2 separate regions of the Homo sapiens genome follow, and region 2 is linked to region 1. Evidence: read pairs that join two places in POLR2A ChIA-PET (ENCODE). Cell type or tissue: PC-9. All regions are shown on one strand. Links, peaks and the distances in the headings refer to the core of each region. The heading gives the core; the rest is flanking DNA. Region 1 overlaps PALM2AKAP2 (PALM2 and AKAP2 fusion). Region 2 overlaps PALM2AKAP2 (PALM2 and AKAP2 fusion).

Region 1 (5,264 bases), core at 265-5,264:
GAATGCATAACCAGAACCTCCCATTCCCCTTTTTCCAGCGTCTCTCCTATCTCCCAGCAGTGCTTTATCACTTTCTCCTCTCAAGTTGATAAAGAGAAAGGAAGAAAGAAACAGAGAAGTCGGTTTATGTTCATAATTAACATCCATGAACTCTGCATAATTTTTTCCCCTCTCTTTACAGGTCCTCGAGGCCACACGGGTTAATCGAAGAAAGAGCGCACTGGCTTTGCGCTGGGAAGCAGGGATCTATGCCAACCAGGAGGAAGAAGACAACGAATAAACTTCCTTCAACCCAGGAAGCGTCTTTGGTGCTTGGGAGACCAAGAAACCAAGAAATTAACAACTGAAAGCATTTTAATGGACTATTTATTAAAGTGCAAACAAACTCAGCAATCCTTATGTAGACCAGAAGCTGCAATATACAATGATGAAAATGAAACGAAAAGGAAGTCCCCCCATCAGACTCTGGACACCCAGGAATCAAAAGAGAAAGGACTTTTTTGGTGACTCAATCCCAGTGTCTGGTTTGGGGCCAATCTACAATGGATCCAAAAGGACAAAACATGTTACAAGCAAATCAACATAGTTGCTGCAGGCGGAACTGAGACCAGCCTCTCTGGGCGATGAAGGACAATGGTGGTAGGGCCACTTAGAGAGCAGTAGGGCCCAGGCTGGTGCAGCCTACATGGCACAGGATATTTCCCTGCACCAGTTTCCCACCTGTCACTTGCAGCATCAGAGGGTGTTGCATTAACTCCATTTTCTCCAGCAGCCATAAAATGAATGGCGTTTCTCTCCATATTTGCCCAGAAGAGGCAGTTATGATTCCACTTCTCCTACATTTAATTATTTTTAATTGAGAACAACTCATGATCACAATTCATAAAATCCATATTTTAAGACAATAGTTCTTCATGTCACAAACACAATCTATTCTACATGAGGAGGCTGAGAAAGGGGAAGAGAAAAACAAACCAAATGGATGATGTTAGCTTTAGGATCGTGTCTGCTTATAATATTCACTGATCTGCAGTTTATGAGAACACATTTTCACAGTTATGTTTCTTCATAGGAAAACTATATTTAGTGGGCAACAACTATTTTTATGATGGGATGGGGGAGTATATACACGTATAGAATCTGTACGCGTTGAACAACTTGGTTCAAGATGGTGGGGGCATTTTTAGAGCGGCAATAATTGAAAAAAAAGGCGAACTCTGCCTTGGAGAGGTAGATGATAAGAAATAAAAAGGTGTTTATAACTATTTTGTATTATAAAGTGGGCCTTAGAGATAGGAAGAAGAATGATGGATTCCTTTTGGATCAATCAGAAAGGAAACACGAAAGAAAAGTCAGGAAGGTAGAGAGAGAAAAAGGGAGGGAAGGAGAAAGAATGGGAATAAAATAAGGAGGTAAGAGATACTATTTTTGCTGAGCAACCAGTGTGTTTCAGGATGATACAAAGAAAAATATAGAATAGAAATAAGTGCAGGCTTGGAATCAGCTACAAATCCTAAAGATGGGGTGTGTGTGGATGTGTGTGTGTGTGTGTGTACACCATTGTGTGTTTGTAAAATGTGTATGTTCATGAGTAAGGGTGTGTGTGTGTGTGTATTAAAATTCCAGAGTGACCGTGGCACTTGGGTGTACAGGTAATTCCTCCAGAGCTGTTTGCTGGCTTCAGGAGTGGAGTGAGAATTTCTTTTTTATGAAAAGGGATATAAAGGCACCGAGCTGATGCAGTATTTGTAATATTAAGTTGACCTAACAAGGTATTTGCATGAGTCACAATTACAAAGTTTTGAGCGGTTTTGTAATTTGACATTTAGGAGAGTCTCCTATTTATTCTCATACTTTACATTCATGCTTAGTATACTATAGAGGATGCCAGCTTTAATCTTTCTGTCATTTAAAGCAATATGATAAGGGTATTCAATAATTGGGTGCCCTAAATTTCTGGATGAGAAAATTTTCAATTCTGGCCATGAGAAAGAAAAAAAAATAAACAGCCTTCTTTTTTTTTCCTTTGTTTTAAAACTGTGGTTTTTTAAAAAAGCAATAATTAACTCAGACCTCACTAAAAATCATTTTTGTTTTTATATTGTTATGTCATAAGCTCTATTATGTTATTCTAACAAGTAGCAATTTCACAAAATTTGTATGTAGATGTTAACGCACATTTCCTTTGCTTCTTTTATTAGACTAGTGTTGACTTTGGGGGGGGACATTTATTCACAAATGAGAAGTAGGCACAAAGTAAAAAATGGAACCATCTACTAACAAGGATCCTTTAAAACTGCCAAGGGAGCTCTAACTTGAAGCCACATCCTACAGATGGCAGCCCAAATAGCACATGGGCAATTGGCACCATCTTTATATGGTTGAGTCTCCTGAATATTTTGAATGAATTCTCAACAAAATGTGCTAGCCACTGGGGACGCAAAACAAGTAAGATCCCTGTTGCAAGAAATTCATTTTATAGTGAGGGAGGTTGGCATGGAGACTAAAATTCTCAGGAAAATGAGATCCGTGTTAGATTAGAAGTCCTGATGTGAAATGGGAGGACTCAGGAAGGAGGATCGTCTTTACCTGAGGATTTCTAGCCAGAGGTCCCAGATGCCTGGGCTGAGAACCCAGCGATAAGGGGGCGTTCCCAAAGCAGACACAGGGATAAGAACAGAGGAGGCAGCAGCATTGCACAGCCCCAGGCACAGTGGCAGTTAGGATGGCTGGAGAGTAGGATAGTTCTATGGGTTGCCCAAAAAATGTGATGCGCTTCATGTTTTCTCTGACTCATGGATCTGGTAGAGACCATAGACATGATATAGACTAACTTCCCCATTTTTCACAAGAGGAAACCATCCTTATGACTTACCTTAAAGTTTTTTGTTCTGTTTTGAAGGAAACCATGTGCTTCATGAAACCTACAGTTGACAAGAGAATGTACAGCTAAGAGAAAAGCTTAAGAGGCCACACTATTCGCGGAATGGCTTTAGAGGCAGATGAAGTGGTCTTTGACCACAGTTGATTGAACCAGAGCACTTATTGCTTAAAGAATAACAGAGTTCTAGAGCTGGGGGTTCTTGGGCCATGCTCCGTGTGTGGATAAGGAAAGAAATACTGTTTCTGGGACTCTCCCACAGTCACAAAGCTGTTTTCACTGTGGCCCCTACATCTCTTAACTTTTGCTATTACTCCTATGCTGCCTTCCGGATTACTGCTGTCTATCTTCTTGCTCCACTCACTGAAGATCCTATTATAATCCCATGAAAATGTAAATTACAGTTTACTTGGGAGAGCCAGATTTTCTCTGTGCTCTTGAGTTTTTTATTCATTCAAGAAACCTTGGGCCACCGCTTTGTACATAGCACCGTGCTAGGCTCTGGGATCCCAAATGGACCCTTTTAACTTTCTGAAGATGGGACCGTCCCCTGGAGGAAAGTCATTCCTGCCTAATCCATCGAGAGAAAGAGGCTTACGAAAAACTTTGCCTCTGATGCTCAGCCCCACCCCCAAATAGCACACAAGCTTGTTAACCCCACCTCTTACAAAATGTTTAGATTCTGTAGGTGTTAAAAGCCTTTCTGGAAGTATTGCATTCTGCCGTGTTTATAGGTGTTCACTTTCCTCCAGAGCTGATTAACTACTGACATGACTTGGCTTTCTCATCCAGAAATTATGGAAACAGGGTCTGTCAGTGGCAGGAGGCCGTGCTGTGTTTTACTTGGATGACACAATGCAGTTTACTTGCCTCTTCATACCCATGCATGCTGCTCACCCTAGACAATGACATATAAGCCGTATATAGATCAATGTCCACATATATATACACACACACATATATATATATAAAGTGTAACAAGGAACACTAAAACAGTGTTGATTCTTGTCTCTGAAGACAAATAATTAAACCTTTTTTTTCCCAACTAAAGAATGGATTTAATTAAACTATGTATTGAAAAAAAAGTAGCCTAAGTGTTAGAGATGGTGAATATATTCCATTTTAGTTAAAGAACAAATTTCCTGAATTTTAAGCATTCAGTGAGCTGCCAATTTTGATTTTGTGTTGCTCTTTACCCAAATTATTTTTTCTTTGTTTTTCTTTTTTTGGGGGAGGAGGGGAAAAAAGCAGCAATACTGTGTTTGGAAATTATACTCTGTATCTGGTTTTCCTGTGTATGTTAACCACTTAAATGTTATTATCCTGCTTTGGTTTTAGAGTGATTGTGAGGCATTCAATGCAAGTATACAGTTATTTTCTCATTAAAATCCAATGTGTGTTGAGTTTTTATAAATAATGGCTGCTTGTTTGACCGTGAGGGAGGTTGGAAGACTGGGCCAAACAGTGGCACGCCAGCGTCCTACTTGGCCGCTACTGTGTGACAGCTTCTGGTTCCTCATGTTTGCAACAAAGGAATCAATCCGAGCTGAGGGGGCACTGCTGCACCAGGCTGTTCCCACAGCCCCCTTTTCAATGCTGTCCCCAGCCACCCTGGCTAGATGCCAGAAGCTGCAAGTGCCTCTTAAGGACATAGACTCGAAGCCACAGCAAGAGCTGGACAAACAGCAGGACGAACGGTAAACTCCAGCCTTGCCTGTAGCTTTTGGCTCTAACCTTTAGAATACATTATGAGCACCGGCCGGGCGCGGTCGCTCACGCCTGTAATCCCAGCACTTTGGGAGGCCGAGACGGGCGGATCACGAGGTCAGGAGATCGAGACCATCTTGGCTAACACGGTGAAACCCCGTCTCTACTAAAAATACAAAAAATTAGCCGGGTGCGGTGGCGGGCTCCTGTAGTCCCAGCTGCTCGAGAGGCTGAGGCAGGAGAATGGCGTGAACCCGGGAGGCGGAGCTTGCAGTGAGCCGAGATCGCACCACTGCACTCCAGCCTGGGGGACAGAGCCAGACTCCGTCTCAAAAAAAAAAAAAAAAAAAAAAAAAACCACATTCTAAGCACCTGTATTTGGCTCTCCTCTGCAAGGAATAGCTGATGGCTACATGTTGACATGAAGGACTCCTTTTGTTGTATTCAACATAAAGCCCCTTTCCCCAAACTCTTACTCTGGTTTCTTTATTTTCCTACTCTTCGACTACCCCCAACTCTTTTTCTTTTTCTTTTTCTTTTCTTTCTTTTTTTCTTTTTTCTTTTTTTTTCTTTTTTTTTTTTTTTTGCTAGAGCTTTATTGTGGTATAATTTACTTAACAAAATTTATTCATTTCAAGAGCATGCGAAGACCACAAGTTTCTCAGGAAGCGTCCTC
Region 2 (5,495 bases), core at 325-5,324, 81 kb before region 1:
TCTACCCCACTTTAAGACTCAGCTTTATCAGCCCTTGCTATGAGAAGCCTTTGTTGATCACCCCAGGAGGAGAAAGGTGTCCCCTTTTGTGCTCTCCATCAAGAGCATCACAGAACTAATGCATCATCTTAATACTATTAATGTGTCTGATGTGTCGGAGAGGCCCCAAAGGTTTGAGGACCATGTTTGTCTTGATCACTGCACAGTACCTGACCCAGCTCATTCCCAGTAGGGCTGGGACTAATCTTGCAGGTCTTCACAGTTGCAATCATTTGTTCAGAGGTGGCTCTTCCCCAGTCTATTACAGAAGCCTCATGTCTATTCTTGGAGAGTCCCAAGACCATGGCCTCTAAGGTTCCAGCCTTATCGTGGTTTGGAGGCTCCTTCAGTTCCTTGTCATTTGAATGCAGAACTGGATGCTGTGAATGAGTTCTAGAACATGGTTCCATGGGGCAGAGTTCTGACTTTAAAAAAGCCATTTACTAACCAAGCTGCATGGATTTCTCTTTTCCCATTTCATCAAGGAAGCACCCCGGCTAGGTGAGCTGGTTCATTTCATTCATTGACTCAACAAATATTTACTAAGTGTCTGCCATAGGCCAGTTACTGTTCTAGGCATGTAGGAGACAGTAGTGAGGAAGATGGATGAGGTTTCTGTCCTCAGGGACCTGAGATCGTAGAGGAGGGAAGCAAACACAGAGCCATTTGGAGTGGTAATAAGTGCTGAGAAGGGAAGAAAGGGAATGTGGGATGAGGGGGCTGCTTAGATGTGCTGATCAAGGGAGGAGGTCTCTGAGACAACAGCATTTGTATTGTATGGTTCTGAATTGCAAAAAAGAGCTGTTCAAATTGTTATCAGTGGAGGGTGTCCAGGTTCTTGGCATCTTGAACAAAGAATTGGACAAAATGCACAAACAAAGGAAGGAAAGAATGAAGCAACAAAAGCAGAGATTTATTGAAAATGAAAGCACACACCACAAGGTGTGCCTTCACAAGCAGCAAGCAGCTCAAGGGACTGGTTACAGAATTGTCTGGGGTTTAAATACCCTTTAGAGATTTCCCATTGGTTACTTGGTGTATGCCCTATGTAATGAAGTAGTGGCTCATGATTAGTCTGATTGGTTGCAGGAGGGGACCAATCAGAGGCTGAAGTTACAAAGCTACACCCTATGCAAACATCTGATTGTGGAAAGCAACCAATCAGAGGCTGCAGTGAAGTTACAAAGTTATACTTCTATGCAAATGAAGATTTGGCCCAAGGCCAACCTGATTGGTTGTGGGAAGGGAGCAATCAGACATAATTTCAATTTTTCATCTGCCACACAAGAAAAGGGTGGGGGATTTGCAAAGGGAGTAGTTCTGGTCCTTTTGTTACTTTGGTGTGGAAAGTTGAGGTTTTCCTTTTGATTCAGTTCTAGGTAGTCAGCGTGAATTGGCTTTAGGTTCCCTGCCTCTAGACCCTATTCTCCTGCCTCAAAATAAAGAGCTATATAGCTGCACTCTCCAGCCACTGGCCACAAGTAGCTATTAAAGTTTGCATTTACGTGTTTTTTTTTTTTTTTTTTTTTTTTTTTTTTTTCTGAGACAGAGTGTCACTCTGTCGCCCAGGCTGGAGTGCAGTGATGCGATCTCAGTTCACTGCAACCTCCGCCTCCCGGGTTCAAGAAATTCTCCTGTCTCAGCCTCCCAAGTAGCTGGGAATACAGCTTCAAGCCACCACGCCCAGCTAATTTTTGTATTTTTAGTAGAGCTAGGGTTTCACCTTATTGATCAGGCTGGTCTGGAACTCCTGACCTCAGGTGATCCACCTGCGTTGGCCTCCCAAAGTGCTGGCATTTCAGGCATGAGCCACCGCGCCGGCCTACAGTTTGCATTTAAGTTAACTAAATACAATTTAAAAAATCAGATCCTCAGTCACACTGGCCACATTTCAAGTAGTCAGTAACCAGCCTATGGCTAGGAGCACCATAATGGGCAGTGCAGAGCAATAGGGAGAAAGGGCACTGGGGAGGCGGATGGGAGAAGCAGTAAGAAAGGGAAACTAGATCACTTGTTGGAGAGCACATGTATGCATTTCAAAGAACTGCCTCCTTTAATTTCACTTGTTGAAAATGGGGCTGAAGCCAAGACTAGTTATGTCTGATAGAATGTTTTAAAGTGGAATTAAAATGATCTCTAGAGATAATATAAAGCAGGTAAAAACCAGCCATGAAAAGATCTTTATTAAGGAATATGGCATGGCTACAGCAAGTCCTGAGATGGAGATAAGTACTAGTTGATTCCAGGGGCCAGTGGATGAGGTCACAGTTACCCCTTGGCCTTAGAAGGAGGAAGCCAGACATCCTAACTCTGACACCAGGAGCATACTTTACCTAAAATCTTAAAGACAGGACAATGTTTAAAAAAATCCCTTCTTAACACAATTCTTAACAAAAATAGGATTTTGACTTTTGTGTCTTAGGAGGCTAGAATTGTATTCTCATGCCATTACCAGGAACGGCTGTGCCTTGACTTCATTTTGTATCGTGTTTCACAAGATGCTCATCCCTTTTTGCACCTGCCTCTTTGCTAAACAGGTTTTCTTCCTCTCTGTAAAGGTGCCTTTGTTTGAACCAATAGTGTTACTTCTCTTTACTGTAAACAGTGTCCAGTGACTCTTCCTTATCGTGGAGAGCCAGCAGCCTTTTACAGGAGGAGAAAAGTCTTGAAGGTCACTTTCTGATGTTTACATTATAAGTCATCATGACTTTAAAAGATGAAAACTAAAACAACAACAACAAAAAACCACAACTGCCTACTGCTTACCCAGGGCATGTTATCCTATTACATTTGAATTCAAGTAACAGCTAGTATTTGTCAAATCATAATTGATCTGATAAAATGTAATCTGATCATTAGTAGCTGTGTAAACGTAAATACACTCGACTCCTGTTTCATTTGCCCTTGAAGGCTGTAACATGGTTCCAAAGTGTACCTTTGAACCGGAGAAGTCGGGCCGGTTCACATTGCAGCCTGTGTGCTTCCTGGGGCAGCGTCCACCAGGTGTGTGCGGGCAGGTACAGGATGCGAGCTCAGTCCTGCTTCCCCTGAAATCCTGTGACCTGGCAGAGGGCTGTGTTCCTGTGTCCTTACATCGGATGTCCTACTGAAGAAAGGGAAACTGGGACGAAGCTGTAGGCACAGTGGGTTCTGAAGATCAGATATAACTGAGGGAAAGTTAGGTCATGATTGCCACCTGGATGCTGTTCTCTCTCTTCACGGTAGGTCTCAGTTACTTTTACTGTGGACTTTTGCTTGCTGCAGAGGGAACTTACACCTTTCATGCCTCAAGCTCATTAAGGCACATTTCTCTTTTATTCTTCAGGGACATTGCATTTATGAACTCAAGGCATTGAGTCACCCAGAGAGAAAAAGCATATCCCAAACATTTCAGTTTCTGGGAGTTCTAAAAAGCTAATGTTGTGTTCCCATGGCCAACATTTCTTTAAGAGAGGTAAAGCAGAATAACTCTAGGTCTATAAAAATGCTGATCTGCTTCAAGTTCTAAATTTATTGTGAATTATTTATTTTTCCCTAGTAATTACTGTAATACCTTAGTACCTTCAACTTATATAGCATTTTTCAAGGAGGCAAAGCATCAGTAGAAATGTTCTCTGGGATTTTTTTACCTGATGTTTTAATGCTGTGATGATTTCTCAGCCCCTTAGTAATAATGTTAGATGCACTGTGGAAAAACTAGGCACGTAGCTGTTAAGCTGGGAATGTATGAACGGTATACATGCTATGCTTTAAAATCTAGCTCAATTTTTTTTTTTTTGCATTGACCTTGAACATGCTGACAACATAGGTCGGCATGGGTAAAGCTAAAGAATGGCCTTAGGGTTTGAAAACAACTACATGAGCTCTGTTTCAGACCTGCTGCTAGTCGGGCACTTGGCACTTTGCAGGGATTTGGGGCAGGTTTTATGTTTGTGTGCTTCTCTTAGAAGTCAAAGAGTTGGTGAGGTAACTGCAATCCTGTCTATATCAGTGTAGTGATAATGCAGTAGTGTAATGAAGAATGGAGCTGCACGTGTGAGGTTTTTCAAGTCCACAAAGATCAGGTATTGTCTACGGTCAATAAAGATTTTTTTAAAAAACCCTCTTAACTAAAGAGAGGTAACTTCCTTTTCAAAACTCTGAAATTTACATGTGCTGACTTATAATGTGTGTGATCCTCGTTGCTTTTCTGATCCTTGGTGGTTGGGGTGTGTGTGTGTGTGTGTGTCTGTGTGATGGGCTTTTTAATCTTTGAGATTTATTCTTTTTTTTTTTTTTTTTTTTTGAGACAGAGTCTTGCTCTGTCGCCCAGGCTGGGGTGCAGTAGCACGATCTCCGCTCACTGCAATCTCTACCTCCCGGGTTCATGCCATTCTCCTGCCTCAGCCTCCCGAGTAGCTGGGACTATAGGCGCCTGCCTCCACACCCGGCTAATTTTTTGTATTTTTAGTAGAGATGGGGTTTCACCGTGTTAGCCAGGATGGTCTTGATCTCCTGACCTCATGATCTGCCCGCCTTGGCCTCCCAAAGTGCCGGGATTACAGGTGTGAGCCACCGCGCCCAGCCAAGATTTATTTATTTTTTACTTACACATAGTGAAATTCATTCTTTTTGCTGTACATCTCTATGAGTTTAGATAAATGCTTACAGTTGAGGAAACATCACCACAATCAAGATAAAGAACAGTTCCATGATCCCCTAAATATATTTTGCTTCAAATTTCTATTGGCATGTTTGAGTATCAAGTTTACTACCACTTCTGAAGATGGAGCCAAGCCCTTTTGTAACAAATAGCACAGCTGTGTCTGACACTTTTCATGTGAAAGGTTGCCTGAGATGTCAGAAGTAAGATCTGGCCAGTTGCAGTGGCTCATACCTGTAATCTCAGCACTTTGTGAAGCCGAGGCGGGAGGACCACCTGAGGTCAGGAGTTCAAGATCAGCCTGGCCAACATAGTGAAACTCCGTATCTACTAAAAATACAAAAATTAGCCAGGTGTGGTGGTGCATTCCTGTAGTCCCAGCTACTTGGGAGGCTGAGGCAGGAGAATTACATGAACCCGGGAGGTGGAGGCTGTAGTGAGCTGAGATTGTGCCACCGCATTCCAGTCTGAGTGACAGAGTGAGACTCCGCCTCAAAAAAAAAGAAGTAAGATCTGATTGACTTATCCTTTTCTCAAAGTTATAAATGGGAAAATTGTACAATCTGAATATTGTTTCCTTGTATTTTAATTAATGAATGTAGAACTGTGTAATGTATTATATGCTTTTTTAAACCCAAAGAAATTTGTAATAAATACTTTAGTTAGTAAAAAGAATATACTGAAAGTGAAAAAAGTCAATTTTTTGCACTTTAGATTTTTTTTTAAGTGAGCTTAGTTCTGTGTGGTTTTAAGGGCAGTGAAATGCTGTAGAAGGACTGTAATCTGCATAACTCAAACTGGCTTAATAAGTGGA

What was found. Peaks named below come from ENCODE experiments on the same cell type or tissue, not always from the same donor. Only the 100,000 strongest peaks of a DNase experiment are listed, where the experiment ranks them.
Region 2: POLR2A ChIA-PET joins it to region 1 with 19 read pairs; 2 of 35 experiments call an interaction of 5 or more read pairs at or near these places.

Annotation. Positions count from the first base shown.
Region 1 is chr9:110,168,218-110,173,481 of GRCh38, forward strand. It overlaps PALM2AKAP2 (PALM2 and AKAP2 fusion), which reads left to right. Exons shown (of 11, transcript NM_007203.5): 11 at 182-4,295. The coding sequence ends at 280. Among named protein-coding and RNA genes, the nearest start is that of C9orf152, 37 kb to the right of the region's middle. In PC-9, for the core only: no CTCF peak of the experiment used is centred there; no DNase peak of the experiment used is centred there.
Region 2 is chr9:110,087,157-110,092,651 of GRCh38, forward strand. The region is part of intron 7 of PALM2AKAP2 (PALM2 and AKAP2 fusion); the gene reads left to right. Among named protein-coding and RNA genes, the nearest start is that of C9orf152, 120 kb to the right of the region's middle. In PC-9, for the core only: no CTCF peak of the experiment used is centred there; a DNase peak (open chromatin) is centred at 2,675; H3K4me3 peaks cover 1,210 bases; H3K27ac peaks cover 1,754 bases.